2 separate regions of the Homo sapiens genome follow, and region 2 is linked to region 1. The links are chromatin loops, found by intact Hi-C in ENCODE. Cell type or tissue: psoas muscle. All regions are shown on one strand.

Region 1 (8,000 bases):
GTTTAATTAGTAAAATCTTTAATATATAGTAGGGATGCAGTTTATCTGAACTCTTGTCACTTTTATTCTCTCCAAAGGAATATGGCACTTAAGAAATAAAGCGCACCAATTTAGGACACGTCCAGGTATATTTCTTTCTTTTCTGACAACTTGCAGAAAAATAGAATCGCCTGTGACAAAGTACACAAATGATTAGTTGAATTATAGAGCTGACACAAACTACAAATCATTCAGTGTAATTTACTCAACGTATTGCTTGATTTGCCCACTTCCAGAATTTGAAACCAATACGGAACATTCGTATTTCAAATAAGGCAGAAGGATGAGAATTACGCTTATGAAAATGAAGAGAATGTTTATGGAAAATTTACAGAATAGGTTGGTCTATTTCTGTCAACTACAAAGATTGTTTACAAAAGGAAACTGAAAATAAAATGGCCTATCCTTGCCAGCTTTTCTTGGGAAGTATAGTAATATAGTGACTATTGCCCTAAAAGGAAAGTAAAGAGAACTTAGTTTCCATTACCGGTCTTCATTGATTTATGACATGCTTATAAGCTAACTCATCAATGTCTGTGATTATTTAGTTTGTGTGTTTGTTTCTCAACAAGATAAAAAGACTGTGATACATTTATTTATCATGACTTCACAGAAACATTAGGAGAATTAATAACGTATTATTTTTCAAAAGCTTGGAACACATGATTGTTATTTTTATTTTGGCAAATAAAGTAGATACATGAATAAGTTAAGCTTCCTATAACTGTATTAATTTTTTTTTTCTTTTTGAGGCGGAGTCCAGCTATGTCGCCCAGGCTGGAGTGCAGTGGCGCGATCTCGGCTCACTGCAACCTCTGCCTCCCGGGTTCAAGCGATTCTCCTGCCTTAGCCTTCTGAGTAGCTGGGATTAGAGGCACAGACCACCATGTCCAGCTAATTTTTTGTATTTTTAGTAGAGACCAGGTTTCGCCATGTTGGCCAGGCTGGTCTCCTGACCTCTGGTGATCAGCCCACCTCAGCTTCCCAAAGTGCTGGGATTACAGGCGTGAGCCACCATGCCTGGCCATTTTTTTTTTTAATCACTAGAAGTTGTGAGGAGTTACTGAATTTTTTTCATTTCACTTTATTCTTTTTCAAAACTCAAATTAACACAAGCGATGGCTAATCTTGTTTTCACATGAAAATTAAGGACAAGTCAGGGCTCACTTTCCATTCCACTTTATTTAGACATATCTTAATAAACTAAAAATTATTATAAGATTTTTCCCATTGATATTTGCATTGTTTTTCATTTTTGGAAAAATTTCATACTTCCGTTATCCATTTTTAGTCAAGTTACAATGTAATTAAACTTACCAAGTGAAAAACAATGTATACTTTAAGCTAAAAATTTAGAATTTCTACAAAGTCTTATAGTTGCGGGGAATCAGGAGAGGCAAGTTTCATTCAATGTCTTTTAGAACCAAGGTGACAGAGCTATACGTACATTTATTTGTAATGTAATATTTAGAGAAAAACATATTAATGCATTTTAGTGCTAAATGACATGGAGGGTTATTGATCAACTCTGTACAGCATATTTAATTTCTTAATACAACATGACCCATGGTGATGGTGTTTTAGATAAAAATCTCATGGATTTGATTATTATAATTTAAAAATACTTGATCTAATGAAAATTATTTTAATACATTTCTGGTTGAAATAGAGTGTATTTGCAATAGAAATCTTTCAAATATATTTTGTAGGATTTATGAAGGTAGAATGTTCAGTGCTCCCTCTCCAGGTTTTATCATATTGGTGAACTGACCTCTCAGCTCACAACTGTGGTAATAGTTTTGAAGAACCAAATAAGATACTCTGATAGGATAGTCTATTTTTGATTTGTCTATTCCAAATACATTCACAAGAAACCTATCCATCACTAGTAAAATTTCATTACATCCCCAAATCTAATGAGATCTATGAAAAAAATACAATGAAATCAATTTTATTCTTTTAAATAGCCTATTTTAATACAATTCATAATATTAAGAGTGAATATGTAGCTTTTTGGCTTGATTCTTATTCTATGCTATTTTCTAATGATGCTTTTTTATTGTTATTCATGTTCTTAACAATGCTCTGTGTTCTTCAGAGGCAATTCCAAACACAACTTTAATTTTTGAAAGTGCTCAGACATTTGAAAGTCCTGTGTGTGTGCGTGTGTGTTATGTATGTATATATTTATAGTTTCAACAGAACCACTTGCTATTGTAAATGAGACTAAAAATGTACTTTGAACTAAAAATTTCCATACTTATATGTTTATATGATTTAGATTCTAGAGTTTTGTTATTGTTTGCTTTGTTTTGCCAGACTTTAAGCTACTCCTGATATATAGTACCTGGAAAAATATTTCCTTTCCACTAAGTTTTTGGTCTTTAGGTGGCTTTTAAAAGTTTCTACGGAACCTTCAATTCCACAAAAAGTTATCCTCACTGCAGCATGAAAAGGCACAACTTTGATAATAAATGCCTAAAATCCCATAGTTTGTAAGAAAGTAGAAATCAAGTTTCCTACTTAAAGTGTTTTTTTTCCAGTCATATCAGCTATTACTAAGAATTATAAAACTTCTTGATAAATTTTTTCTATTCTAATTAATTGACTTTTAGCTAATTAAAAAATATACGGGTTTGTATTTTTTGCAAAATTATACAACTATATTACAAAATTGAAAGAATTTGGTTTTTTCTCCATGTGCTTGATTTTTGGGAAATCATATAACAAGCCAAGGTAAAGCAATTATTTAAAAAACCCACAGCAGAAAATTTCACCTTTATTACATATGCTTATATTACATTTGCAGTAAGGAGTGCCACCTTTTGAACTTTAGGTTTCACATATTCTGAACTTTGTTGTAAATAGGAACTGTAATGTTATATAATCATCTTTTTGTGTCAATATACGTTTTCCCTCTAGTTGGTCAGAAGTGATGGCTTGGCATACAACTTTTTTCATTTTCTTTTATTCTTCACAATTCTTTTCTAATTCAACTTAAGAGTAGAGTCCACCAATCCTTTTAATTGAGATCGACAACTGAAGATTGCTAACTAAATCCGAATGTATTCCTCTATGACAAACTGCATTTGCAGAATTTTTAGAGGCACTCCCGAAGTTTTAAGAGGATGTTTATTACACGAGTCTGTAGGGCAACATTTCCAAGTTGGTACACATAAACGAAAGAGGAAACGATAGTTAAGGAAATCCTGTTCCAGGTTTTCGGGCAGCCCGAGTGATTGACACATGATATCACCGGAGGCGTGTCCTGGAGTGGAGGTGGAGGTGGAGGCAAGGAGCTGAAATTCTGCGTAGCCGGAGTGAGACCGCTCTGCAAACCACTGCGTGCTTTGCAGAGTGATTATCAGCACAGTTCCCTGCCCTGGATAAGGAACAGCTACAGTCGCTGTTAAATGTGCCTGAAAAGCAATTTGCAATCTTTGCATTAGGTAAGTACCGTTTCCTTCCGTAGACATTTTAGGAAAGATAAGGTGAGAAATGTTGACTTTTGCAAGGAACTGAACATTTATTTATTTGAACTTGCTTTCCAGCTAAGGTTACTGGTTGCATTTCAAAACACCGGTAGCATTCCCACTGCTAAAACTAATGCTCTTAAAGTAAATGCTACCGCTAAAAGAAAAAGCAGGGTCCCTTTCACCTTTCCTTAACCGAACAGTAGACGTTTAAAGTCTGAAACGATCGAATTTGTGAAACACAGAGCCGTTAATGCCTTTATGCGAAGAGGGGCTAGCACTCGGTGTGTGGACCAAATGCGTGTTTGTTTAGGCATTGTTGGCGACCGAATCCCGAGTGAAGCATTGGTTTAAAACCTGAATTTCCCGTCTCTGTGTATTGATTCCTAACGCGCAGAGGCGTTGCTTGAACGTTGTTTGAACTCCTAGGCATTCCAGGGGGCAAAAGCACCTCGGCAAAAACGTGCAGGACTGCATGTTACTTTGGTTCGCGGCTGACACGCCGACTGTGCGCCGGCCTGTCAATCACCGGGAGCAGCAACAGGGAGCACATGGCAACGGGCTGCGGGCGAGCTGGCCAGCGGCCCGCCCGGGGTCCCAGCCCTTCGAAGAAAGGGACATTCACGAGCTTCTATCTCTAATTCTCTGTCGCAGGCATTTCGGCCGTGGAACCCCAGGCTCGGAGGACTGGGTGTGAGCGCTGCCCGGGAGAGGCTGACCTGCCGGGACCGGAGTGCCCGGGGACGCTGTGCCCCCACTTGCCCAACGTGCGGAATCGGCTAAGCGCGTCGGCCTGCGCGGGGCACAAGGGACGACGCCCGCCTTTCTCTCTCCGAGAAGGATCCCCAAACCTCACTCTCTTCACTCCTCCCCGCTAAAAAAAAAAAAAAAAAGAAAAGGGTAAAAAAATCCCCCTCCCCCTCCCGGCCGCGGCAGCCTCTGCCTGGCAGGCGCGTGCTCCGAGGTTTCGCCGGGGTACTGCGCGGCTCCGTGACCCACCCGCCGACGGCGGTTCGGGCCCCGACCCGGGCGCTGCGGAGTCTCGAACGCCCGTGACGTGGATTTTTCGCTCGTCAGGAAGCCGCCATCCCTTCCTTCGTTCCTTGCGAGGAGCGACTAGAACCCGAGTTCTCTGAGCACACCGTGCCGTCAGCTGGCCCGTCACGCACTCGACTCCGCCACTCCCCTACTTGTTTTTCTGAGACTTGGGAAGCCTTCCTGAAAGGATTTGTAAAAACTGGTTCTTGGAAAGGGGCTGCAGAAGACCTCCCGAGGTGGATGTTACTGAGCCGCCCGGCGAGCACCAGCCGTGACAGGTCCGGGCCCGGCCGCGCGGAGCCGCGGGAGAACTGCCCTCCGCAGCCGGAAGGGGGCCGCGGGGAGCGCTCCTGGCCGGTGGCGGCGGGGGCGGGGGAGGCCGCGAGCCGAGGCGCTCCAACTCCGGCGATGCCGCCTCGCCCTCCCCGCCGCGGTTGATGCGGCACGTGCACGCCGCCGCCCGCACCAGGACCTGGGCCGGGTCGCACGGCTTGGCCCCCGGCCACCGCTTCGGCCTAGGTGAGTGTGTGCGGCGGCCGCCCTCGGCCCGCTGGGCTGTAGGCGCGCGGGCGGGGCTCGCTCGGCGCGGCAGGTGCGGACTCGGCGGCGCTGCTGCCCGAGCCAGGACTCCGGGAGAGGAGGGGAGGGGAGGGACGACCTCGCTCGGCGCGGCCCCTCCCGCCGCTCCCTGCCCCCTGGGGGCCGCGGCTTCTGGGGGCTCAAGGTTGGGTGGCGGGGTGGGCGACGGTCTGCGGCTGCGGAACGTAACAGGACAGGGTCTCCTCCATCCCCGATTACCCGGAGCGGCGGCGCGGTGGCCCAGGTTGTCCTCTCGGAGAGCCCTTCACGCCCAAGGGGGATTTCAGGCGGCTCTGGGGATGTCCCCGGAGGCCCTCTTTGGAGGAGTGTGCCTCAAGCAGGGGGACGACAAAGGCTGTGTGTGTGCGTGTGTGTGTGTAGGCACATCCCCGGAATTCGCCGATTACCCCCTCGATAGAATTAGGCAGCCCCAAAGCCAGCCGCAACTTTCTTCTGGTTTGGAGCACAGTGCAAAGACAGGGGAAGGGAGAGGGCACTGCCACTTTAAAAGTGGGGAAGTCGGCTGGGCGCGGTGGCTCACGCCTGTAATCCCAGCACTTGGGGGGGCCGAGGCGCGCTGATCACCTGAGGTCAGGAGTTCGAGACCAGCCCGACCAACTGATGAAACCCCGTCTTTACTAAAAATGCAAAAATTAGCCGGCCGTGGTGACGCGCGACTGTAGTCACAGCTACTCGAGAGACTGAGGCGGGAGACCCGCTTGAACCCGGGAGGCGGAGGTTGCAGTGAGCCAAGGTCGCGCCACTGCACTCCAGCCTGGGAGACAAAGTGAGACTCCGGCTCAAAAAAAAAAAGTGGGGAAGTCCGCCCTCCTGAGCTCATGGTAACCTCAGCCTCCTCCCCTCCTCCTACCACAGAGAGAGGGAGAAAGAACTTGTTTTCATTCATAACTTTTTCCTTTTCCTTCTTCCGTCAACTATTTATTCAGTGCGGATTGCAGAGGGCGCAGCTCCACCGTGGTAACTTGCAATGTGGCCGCCCCTGCGCTGGCTTCTTTCTCCTCGGCCCTCGGTGAACCCAGCTTTTCCTTTAAAGCATAGACAAATCCTTGCTTAGGGTCAGCCAGACCGTGGGCTTGCTTTGGGCTCCCGCGTGGACGCTGAAGGCTCTTCATGATTTCTCAGAAACCTTGGTGGGCCACCCAAAAAGTGTGTTGGAAATCCACGGTGATCCTTAATATGGTGATGGGATTGTCCGAAAAGGTATTCTACTTCCATTCGCGTTTTCTTGGGGAAGGCAGTGTGCCGAGCGCGTGTGAGCGTGTTTGGGGCTTGTCCAAGACTGTCACTGCTTGAAAATGGGCTTTTCTTCGGATCGGAGGTGGCGAATTTTCTTTGCTTTTAATTTTTTTGTCTGGCAACTTTATTTCCCAGCCAGTATGAAGTTTGTTACAACTATCATTGGAAATGCAAATTGAAGTTGTGCCTGGTGTTATGGGTTACACTATTCAAATCCTCTGCGGTTTTGTGAATCTGGCTTAGTACTTTTAGCTACCTTTTGCTTTGAAAGCACTGAGTTAAGAAGTTCTTGAAGAAGAGGAATAATTGTGCAGGAGTCAGGATTAGATGTTGAGGACTCCGAGACTAAATCCCCGCAGGTTATGAATGTGTTACTCCTCATGCGCAAAGAAGGTAGAATAAAGTAGAAACTCGAGAGAGCTGAGTTGTGAAAACGAGGGGGAGCTCCAAGAAGTTAACATGTAAGACATAGTTTAGAGACATTAGTTTAGGAAATATAGGAAATGGACTTCTTTCTGCGTTGTTCCTTAAACCATGTTTTTTGCCTCAGGTTGGTAGTGGAGAATGGACATTTCTTTTTCTTTTCATTCTTGAATTGGGTCGACTCTGTAGACTTTAGAAGGAATTTGTGTGAAAAATACTCTAGTTCACCACTGAAAGCAGAAACTTTCATCTTTGGCAGTTTGTGAAGAACACATAAATTAGAAATAACTTACTATTAGTATGGAAACACAACTGCTTATTTTTATCTGGATATTAGTGTGCTGATTTTGTTACAAGAAGAACGTTGAATCAGAATTGGCAGTGCGTTTGAAAATCAAGGTCTGTCATGTAAATACAGATTTTTAAATCAGAGGAAATACAGATAATTAAAACTGCCAGGATTTCCCTACACTGCGTTAAAGGCCTCACACTTATTTGTGCATAAAACTTACTTTGTTTTGTGAGTGAGCCCTTCAGCTTAAAAAAAATCCTCTCAGGATTTCAAATATGAGTACTGTTATATATCATTCACTGGACTATACATTGAGTCTTGTGTGTGTGTGTGTTTGTAGCTCCAAAACACCAAGAATCGTTGTGTACCTGATACATTTATTTTTGCATCTCATAGATGAATAATAAGGTAGTTTTAAAATTCTGATTTATATAGAAAATTACCTATTATTTTGCGATTTCATTTTAAGAGTCTCAATTTTTTAATGCCTTAATTTTTTTCATCATTAATCTAATGCATATAACAGCACACAACAAAAAGGCTGTAGCACCAAAGCCATTCTCAATTTCTTAAAAGGTAGACATTTTCCTTTATGGAAGCCACCTATGAACTGATAACTGAGCTTTCTTTAGATGAGAGTTATTCTCCTGCTTATACTCAGTATTCCCTGCGAAGGCATGCTCCATTTTAATTATTAGATTCACAAACAGGAAGGCATTACTTTCTCCTGATTCTGCTTCTTAAAAGTTGGAAAAACTTATAATGTTCATGGCATGGGGTCTCTTGTTTATAGTCTTCCTCTATGATGTGGTCCCCAGCCTCTCCTAGAATTGGACTCTGGCCAGGACCCCAGCATCATTGTAATCCACTGATGAAGGAGGTCATTACTAGGCGGTTTA
Region 2 (8,000 bases), 270 kb before region 1:
CAGCCATTCCATTACTGGGTATATACCCAAACGATTATAAATCATGCTGCTATAAAGACACATGCACACGTATGTTTATTGCAGCACTGTTCACAATAGCAAAGACTTGGAACCAACCCAAATGTCCATCAGTGATAGACTGGATTAAGAAAATGTGGCACATATACACCATGGAATACTATGCAGCCATAAAAAATGATGAGTTCATGTCCTTTGTAGGGACATGGATAAAACTGGAAACCAACATTCTCAGCAAGCTATTGCAAGGACAAAAAACCAAACACCTCATGTTCTAACTCATAGGTGGGAATTGAACAATGAGAACACTTGAACACAGGAAGGGGAACATCACATACCAGGGCCTGTTGTGGGGTGTGGGGAGAGGGGAGGGATAGCATTAGGAGATATACGTAATGTAAATGACGAGTTAATGGGTATAGCACACCAACATGGCACATGTATACATGTGTAACAAACCTGCACGTTGTGCACATGTACCCTGGAACTTAAAGTATTAAAAAAACAACAACAAAAAAAACCATGTTCTTATTGGACCACTGCATACCTGACATGTATTTCATTATTTGGTGAATATGAACTTTAAGAGGAAATTTCTTTATTATGAAGTTTTTTAAAACTGAAATTACAGTGTCACAAAATAGTTAACTTGGGTCAGAGGCATTCCAAATGATTTGCTCTGTAAGTGAATGAATGAATTGAAATCTAACTTCGAGTATTATACTTCTTTTGACAGAAATTATTTTACAAAGAAAATGTAACATAAAATTAAGAAATTATTATTTCTCTGGTTTTGTTTGGCGATTCTAAAACAATCACCAGGAAACATATTACTTTTCCATGAGTTCTTACGAACACCTTTACCTTGGGTATATGAAAATGGCCTGCTCTTGAGTTGGATGCTTTATTCCAGATGTGTTCACATAAACAAAGTATGGAAAGTCTATACTTGTATGTATAGGAAACAATGGGTCAGCTTTGAAATTTTTTATGAAATGTACATAGATTTTTCTAGACACGTACAGAAAAATGAGAAGTCGTGTCTAGATGGAGCCATCTCTTGAGACTGGACATCTCCAGTAGAAATTTGACTTCTAGCTAGAAAGACAGTATCAAATTGTTCTCAAATATTAATTTATCATTCTTCTTTCAGGGCTTCCAGATGAGCTTGGAAACTGATTTACAGAGATAATTAAGACCATTTGCCATGAACTTCCTTATGTATCCCCATCATTAACAAGACATAACTTGGCTCTATTATTATCTGCTGCTCCTTTCCTACACTGTCAGAGAAGGACATTTTTTGCCTAAAGTTAATTGTTCCATCTAGTTTCTGTAGCTCATCTCAATTTTAAAAATTTTAGCTCCCTAGTTTCTCCTCACAGACCAAATATATTAAAAGTGAACTTGTGAAAGTCACCAGTGACTACTGAACAAAATTTAATGGTTTCCTTTCTTACTGTGTTCAATTCCATAAATTTTATCCTGCTGAGTACCTGTATCTTGAAACCCTGTACCCTATTAGCTTTGATGACATGACACTTTTCCCTTCTGCTGACTCTGAGTCTAGTACTCTTTTATTTCAGTGGAATTTAATAATCACCTTAATATGGCAAATATTTAAACAAAAATCTGAATCCAGTCCAGCCTCCGGTTTTGTTTTATAATTCAAAATTTGAAATCTCAATTATTTTATCTCAATTTCTTTTTTCTGCTCTATTACCATTACTCTTCTGGTTGAGTTATTTCCTTTATTACTGCCATTGCCTCTTGACTCGTTTCTCTGCCTTCAGTCTCTTTCTCCACCATTTCATATTCATTCTGTTTTATAGTATTCTTCCTAAAGGAGTGATATACTGTTAAGGAACATACAGGGACTCCTTGTTTGCCTCATCAAGTCCAGCTCTTCATTCTGGCTTTTTCACTTTGCAAAAGTTGCCCATACCCCATGCAGCATCTTACCATTATAGTATTTTCTGTTTTCACTGAACATTTACCTTTTATCTTGGCAATTATGTCTTCTGGTAGTCATGTGATATGCACGTACTATTATACATTCATTATTTTCTCCAGGCTTTTGCTTATTTTGTCTCCTCCTCTTTCATCTAAAACCATGCTCATTACTTTTCCTTGACTGCCTGTCTTAACAGCCTTTTCCATGAATTTTTTATTTTTGAGGTTTTGTTTAGTTTTTACTAAATTGGCTCTACAAATCTTTTTTCTCTAGCTTACTTGTCTTCTGTACCACCTAGCTTAGTTCTTGATGTTCTCTAATAGTTCATGTGTTCCAGGTTTTTCCTGTCTTTCTAATAACATGTAAGTATCTTGAGGTCAGAGAGATTGATACAGTTTGGCTGTGTCCCCACCAAAATCTCATCTCAAATTATAGTTCCCATAATCCCCACATGTCATGGGAGAGACCTGGTGGGAGGTAATTGAATCATGGGGGTGCTTACCTCCGTGCTGTTCTCATGATAGTCAGTGAGTTCTCATGAGATATGAAGGTTTTATAAGGGGCTTTTCCCCTTTTGCTCTCATTCTTCTCCTTCCTGCCACCATGTGAAGAAGGATGTGTTTGCTTACTTTTCCACAATGATTGTAAGTTTCCTGAGGCCTCCCCAGCCATGCCAAACTATGAGTCAATTAAACTTTTTTCCTTTATAAACTACCCAGTAGCCTTGGGTATGTCTTTATTAGCAGCATGAGAAGGAACTAATACAGAGATCAAATCATATTTTTGATAGCCGTCAGATAATAGTTGTTTCATGAATTTTGCCCGTTAATTAAAAATAAGACTACATGGCCAAGTGCAGTGGCCCACACCTGTAATCCCAACATTTTGGGAGCCTGGGGCAGGAGGATCACTTAAGGCTAGGAGTTTGAAACCAGCCTGGGAAACTTTGGGAGACCTTGTCTCTACAAAAATTGAAAAATCAGCTGTAGCCCTGGCTACTCAGGAGGTTGAGGCAGGAGGATTGCTAGCTAGATCCTAGAGGTTGAGGCCTATGGTGATCCGTGATCTTGCCACTGCTCTGTAGCCTGGGTGACAGGGTGAGACTCTTGTCTCTAAAAATAAATAAACATAAGACACAGAAGCTAAATATTTAAATCTCTTTAGTTTTCACAGGAAGTCAATAATGAAACCAGGATCTGAGTAGAAACAGTTATTTTAAAATCATAATATCACAGTTTTATCATATCAGTTTTTATAGTTGTAAAAATTTCACATCAGCAGAGGGCAGTCAAACCATAGTTCATTCAACTATCTTATGGGAAATTAAAATTTTCTCTGTGTTTTTCTGCTTAGGACACAAGCTGTACTTTATATAATCAGTTTGTAAATACATTTCAAAGCTCTTCAGTTGGTAAGCTGATAGAATTGTATTACTGTTTAGCCACGGAAGGTAAACAGTTTTTTTTAATAAATTTAAATAAAAGGAATTAATTTTTTTAGATCATGAAATGCTTTATTATTTGGTGTTTTTGATGGATGGCCACTTTACATAGAAATTTGTTTTTTCTGCCTCAGAAGCAGTATTTCTGTTAAATTGCCTGTTATTAATTAGGCTATTTTTTATTCAAAAATATTAACTTTTATGGAATACCTTTATTTTCCCCTATGAACTTGAGAAAAATGAGTTTTTATTAGAGGCTATAGTATAACACTAACTAAAATGTAGTTTGGAAAGTTTTATTGAGTTTTTCTTCCTTAACCTTTTCTTTGGCTGGCTGCAAACAACTAGTGATAATGTGTTTTTAGATGTGCTTATTTTCACCTCTTCCTCCTGGAGGTTAAGCTAGTACTCATTAAGGAAAAAATACAGTTTATACTAAACAGTGTTTAACATATACTGATGGTATTACTGTATTTCCTGTTTTGTGTTCACAATGAGAAGATTCTGAAAAACTGTCTTTGTGTAAATACTTTACTGACATACCAGACAAGTATAATCTTGTCTGCTGGTAGGCAGGAAAGAGTGATGTCCTGGAATGTTGTTGAGAAGGAAATCTCTTTGTGTTCCACAAATGATACCCTTAAACCCTTTAAGAATATAATTTTAAAATGACAGCTCTGAATTTGCTTTTCCTTCCGTTTATTAACTTTTCATGCGTTTAAGTTCAGAAATGCATTTAGTTGGGAAAAAAACCATTGTGTCTGAGAAAGAAGTATCTCCCTGGTAGTTTGTGGGAAATTATTGGTAGAAGTATCTCAGGGTAAACATAAAAACAGATTTAATAATTGTTGCTTTTTGTTTTCTTAGTTTAAACTTTTTCTGATACTTGAGTCAGGCTTTTGGTAATTCTCTACAGGCTTAAAAAAATGCAGCATCTCCAACAACCATCCGAAACATCTACCCAAGAAGTAATTTGGGGAGATTGTTGTTAGAACACAAATTTTTTTTAAAGTTAGAGTTGGAGTTTTTAAATTTTATTATTTAATGTGAGTCATTAAGACATATGAAAAGCTGTTGTGTAGTGTTAACATTGAATATTCTAGTGAATGGATTTTTATATACTTAATTATTATAGCTGAGAGTTCACTTAAAATTATACTGATGTTTCTGTTCAGTGACTGAAAAAAAAATGATTATGGTTAAACCCTTAAATAATTGACAAAACAGACATCACAGACTAGACCTGTGTGTGATTTCTGGGTCAGTGGTTCTTTTTCTTCTTCTTCTTTAGTACTCCCATCATTATTACTTACAGTGATTTTGTACTTCAGCTCTCACTCTAAAACCCAGCAAAATGGAGAATTATCTGTAAGAGTCTCCAAATACAAGGTTTAAAATGCTTGTTAATAATTTTCAAACTTTAGAAAAGTATTATATGCTTTTTTTCATCTTGAAGTTCTTGCATTGTTAATGCATGTCATATGTTGTATCCTTTGTTAAAGTATTTGCTTAAAAATATGTGGGACATTATCCTTCATATAGACCTGTTTTCATAAATCTGCTCTGATGAATTCTGAAATATGGAGGCTACTGCATTTTCAATTAAAAATCTTAAAGGCAATACTTTAAGACAAAAGAGCTAAGTAATTCAAACAAGTATTAACTAATATGGTAGTTTCATGGTATCAGAAATTCAGATTACTTCTGTGCCATCCCTTAGGCCACATGGTAAAAAGTATCTCACTGTCACATTAGTTGGGTTCTCATTCAGGTCAACAAGAATTAGGAGATAAGGTAATAGCTCATCCCTGCCGTTTAAGAGCATAACCCATAAATTGCAGCTATCATTTACATCCCATTGGCTAATCTTAGCTACAAGGTAATATTCAGCTGCAAGAGAGGCTGTAAAATAAATATATTCTCTATTTTGAGGGGCTGGGATTTAAATTTGGCTTTAACTCAGGGGTTTCATTACTAAAGAGAAAAACTAACAGTCTCTGCGATTACCTGTTAGCACCATCAGCTGTCATTGTCCACTCCTTCCTCTTTGAAACATTCCTCTTTGTTTTACGTGACACAGTAATACCTAATTTTTCTTCTATTTCTTTGTCCTCCTTGACTCCTTTACATATTTATTCTGGTCTGCCTAGCCACAGAATGTTGCAGTTTGTCAAGGCTGGGCACGGGACCCATCTTCTCTCATCCACATCCATGGCTTCAGTTGTCAGCTGTGATTCAGTGCCTAATTCAGCTCAGATCTTTGCTCTGACCGATTCAACCATCTACTTACATGTCTCAAAGGCACTTGCAGTTCAACATGTTTTTAAATTTTGTTCTAAATTATATATATAATTATATAATCTTAATTTTATGAAGTAAATTCTATTACCATCCTTGATCATACACGTGAGAAACTGAAACACAGATGGTTAAGAAACTTGACCAACATAGCTGGTAACTGTTATGTGAGGTTTTTTGTTGTTGTTTTGTTTTTGAGGTAGGGTCTTACTCTGTTGCCCAGACTGAAGAGCAGTGGTGCAATCATAGCTCATTGCAACCTCAAACTCCTGGGCTCAAACCATCCCCCACCTCAGTCTCCCAAGTAGCAGGGACTATAGGTGCAGGCCACAGTTCCCAGCTAATATATATATATTTTTTAATTTATGTAGATATGAGGTCTCTCTATGTTGCTGAGGCTGGTTTCAAACTCCTGGCCTCAAGCAGTCCTTTCACCTCAGCTTCCCAAAGTACTGAGATGACAGGCGTGAGACACGATGCCAGGTTCAGTTCTGTCAGTTTTGATAAATGCATAGAATTGGGTAACCACCAACACAATCACAATGCAAAACAATTTATTTACTCCAAAAATTTATTCTTGCAGCCACCACTGGTGGGATGTCTTCTTTCCACCACTGACCCCTGGCAACTACTGATCTGTCCTGTAGTTTTGCCCATTTCCCAAATGTCATATAAATGTAATCATGCACATGTCATCTTTGAGTATAACCTCTTTTATTTCACATGTTTTCGAGATTCGTCTGTGTTACTGTATCAGTAGTTTGTTCCTTTTTTATTATTGGGTATTATTCCGCTATATAGATGCACTACAGTTTGTTTATACATAATAAACAATAAAGGACATTTTAGATTGTTTGCAGCTTTTGCTATGAAGAATGTTGCAGTACACATTCACAGACTGGTTTTTATGTGAACAAAACTTCTTATATCTAATATGATTCTAGGAGTGGATTTACTGAATCATAGGGTAATTAACTGTATGCTTAATTTTATATAAACTGCCCTATTACTTTCCAGATTGCCTGAACTATATTCCCACCAACAATATATGAGCATTCCAGGTGCCCTGCATACTTGCTAGTGCTTGTTATTGTCAGTGTTTTTTTTTTCTTTAGTTTTAATCATTCTGTTAGTTATATAGTATTATCTTATTGTGGTTTTAATCTGCATTGCTCTTATTACCAGCAATATCAGGCATCTCTTCATTTGCTTATTTGTAATTTGAACATTTTGTTTTGGTGAAATGTTTTCTTTGGATCAATTTTTACCCTTTCAATGGGTTGTTTTCTTTACGTATTCTGGATCAAAATCCTTTATCGAGCATATTACAAACCTTCTCTTAATCTGTAGCTTGTCTTTTCTTTTTATTAACACTGTAGTTCACAGAGCAAAAAATTTTAGTTTTGAAGAAGTACAATTTCCTTTTTTAAAATCAACTCTTTACTTATGTATAATGTCTCCTATGGGGATTTTTAAAATTATTTTTTTATTGCGGTAAAAAAGCACATAACATAAAAGATACCATCTTAACTGTTTATTTTTCTTTTCTATCTTAGCAGTTTCTAAGTTTACAGTTTAGTAGTATTAAGTATATTCACATTGTTGCACAGCCTCCAAAACTTTTTCATCATGGAAAACAGAAAATCTGTACCCATTAAACAACTCTGCATTACCTCCTCCCCCCAGTCCCTTTCTACTTTGTTTCTATGAATTTGACTGCTCTGGATACCTCATATAAGTGGAATTGTGCAGTATGTGTCTTTTGTAACTGGCTTATTTTAATTTAGCATAACGTCCTCAAGATTATTTTATGTTATATAATGTATCAGAATTTCTTTTTTGAGGCTGAATATTTTATTATATGTATATACCACATCTTGTTATCCATTCATCTGTAGATGGACAGTTAGGTTGTATCCACCTCTTGGCTATTATGAATAGTGGTATTACAAACATGGTGTGTGAATATCTATTTGAGATCTGCTTTCAATTTTTTGATATGTACTCAGAAGTGAAATTGCTAGATCATATAGTATTTCTATTTTTAATGTTTTGAATAACTGCCATACTATTTTCCACAGCAGCTGCACCATTTTATATTCATTCCAATAGTGGGAACAAGGTTTTAAATTTCTGATTCTTTTCTTTTTTCTTTTTTGATAGTATGTATCCTAATGGGTATGAGGCGACATGCATTGTGATTGTGATCTGTACTTCCCTAATGATTAGTGATTTTCACTATATTTTCATGTGCTTCTTGGCCTTTTCCCCCCCAGATTTATTGAAGTA

The links. A loop is a pair of places that touch in the nucleus more often than their neighbours do. Peaks named below come from ENCODE experiments on the same cell type or tissue, not always from the same donor. Only the 100,000 strongest peaks of a DNase experiment are listed, where the experiment ranks them.
Region 2: a loop joins it to region 1, with 4 times the contacts of the local background. A loop is called at or near these places in 40 of 110 quality-filtered maps.

What each region holds. Positions count from the first base shown.
Region 1 is chr4:123,393,445-123,401,444 of GRCh38, forward strand. SPRY1 (sprouty RTK signaling antagonist 1) reads left to right here and starts at 3,351. Exons shown (of 3, transcript NM_001258038.2): 1 at 3,351-3,488; 2 at 4,167-4,412. RefSeq lists a silencer at 4,786-5,335. In psoas muscle, a CTCF peak has its summit at 4,867 (motif pointing right); DNase peaks (open chromatin) are centred at 3,317, 4,127, 4,947, 5,647 and 3 weaker places; H3K4me3 peaks cover 6,758 bases; H3K27ac peaks cover 7,293 bases.
Region 2 is chr4:123,124,120-123,132,119 of GRCh38, forward strand. The region is part of intron 14 of AFG2A (AAA ATPase AFG2A); the gene reads left to right. Among named protein-coding and RNA genes, the nearest start is that of AFG2A, 210 kb to the left of the region's middle. In psoas muscle, a CTCF peak has its summit at 3,250 (motif pointing right); no DNase peak of the experiment used is centred here.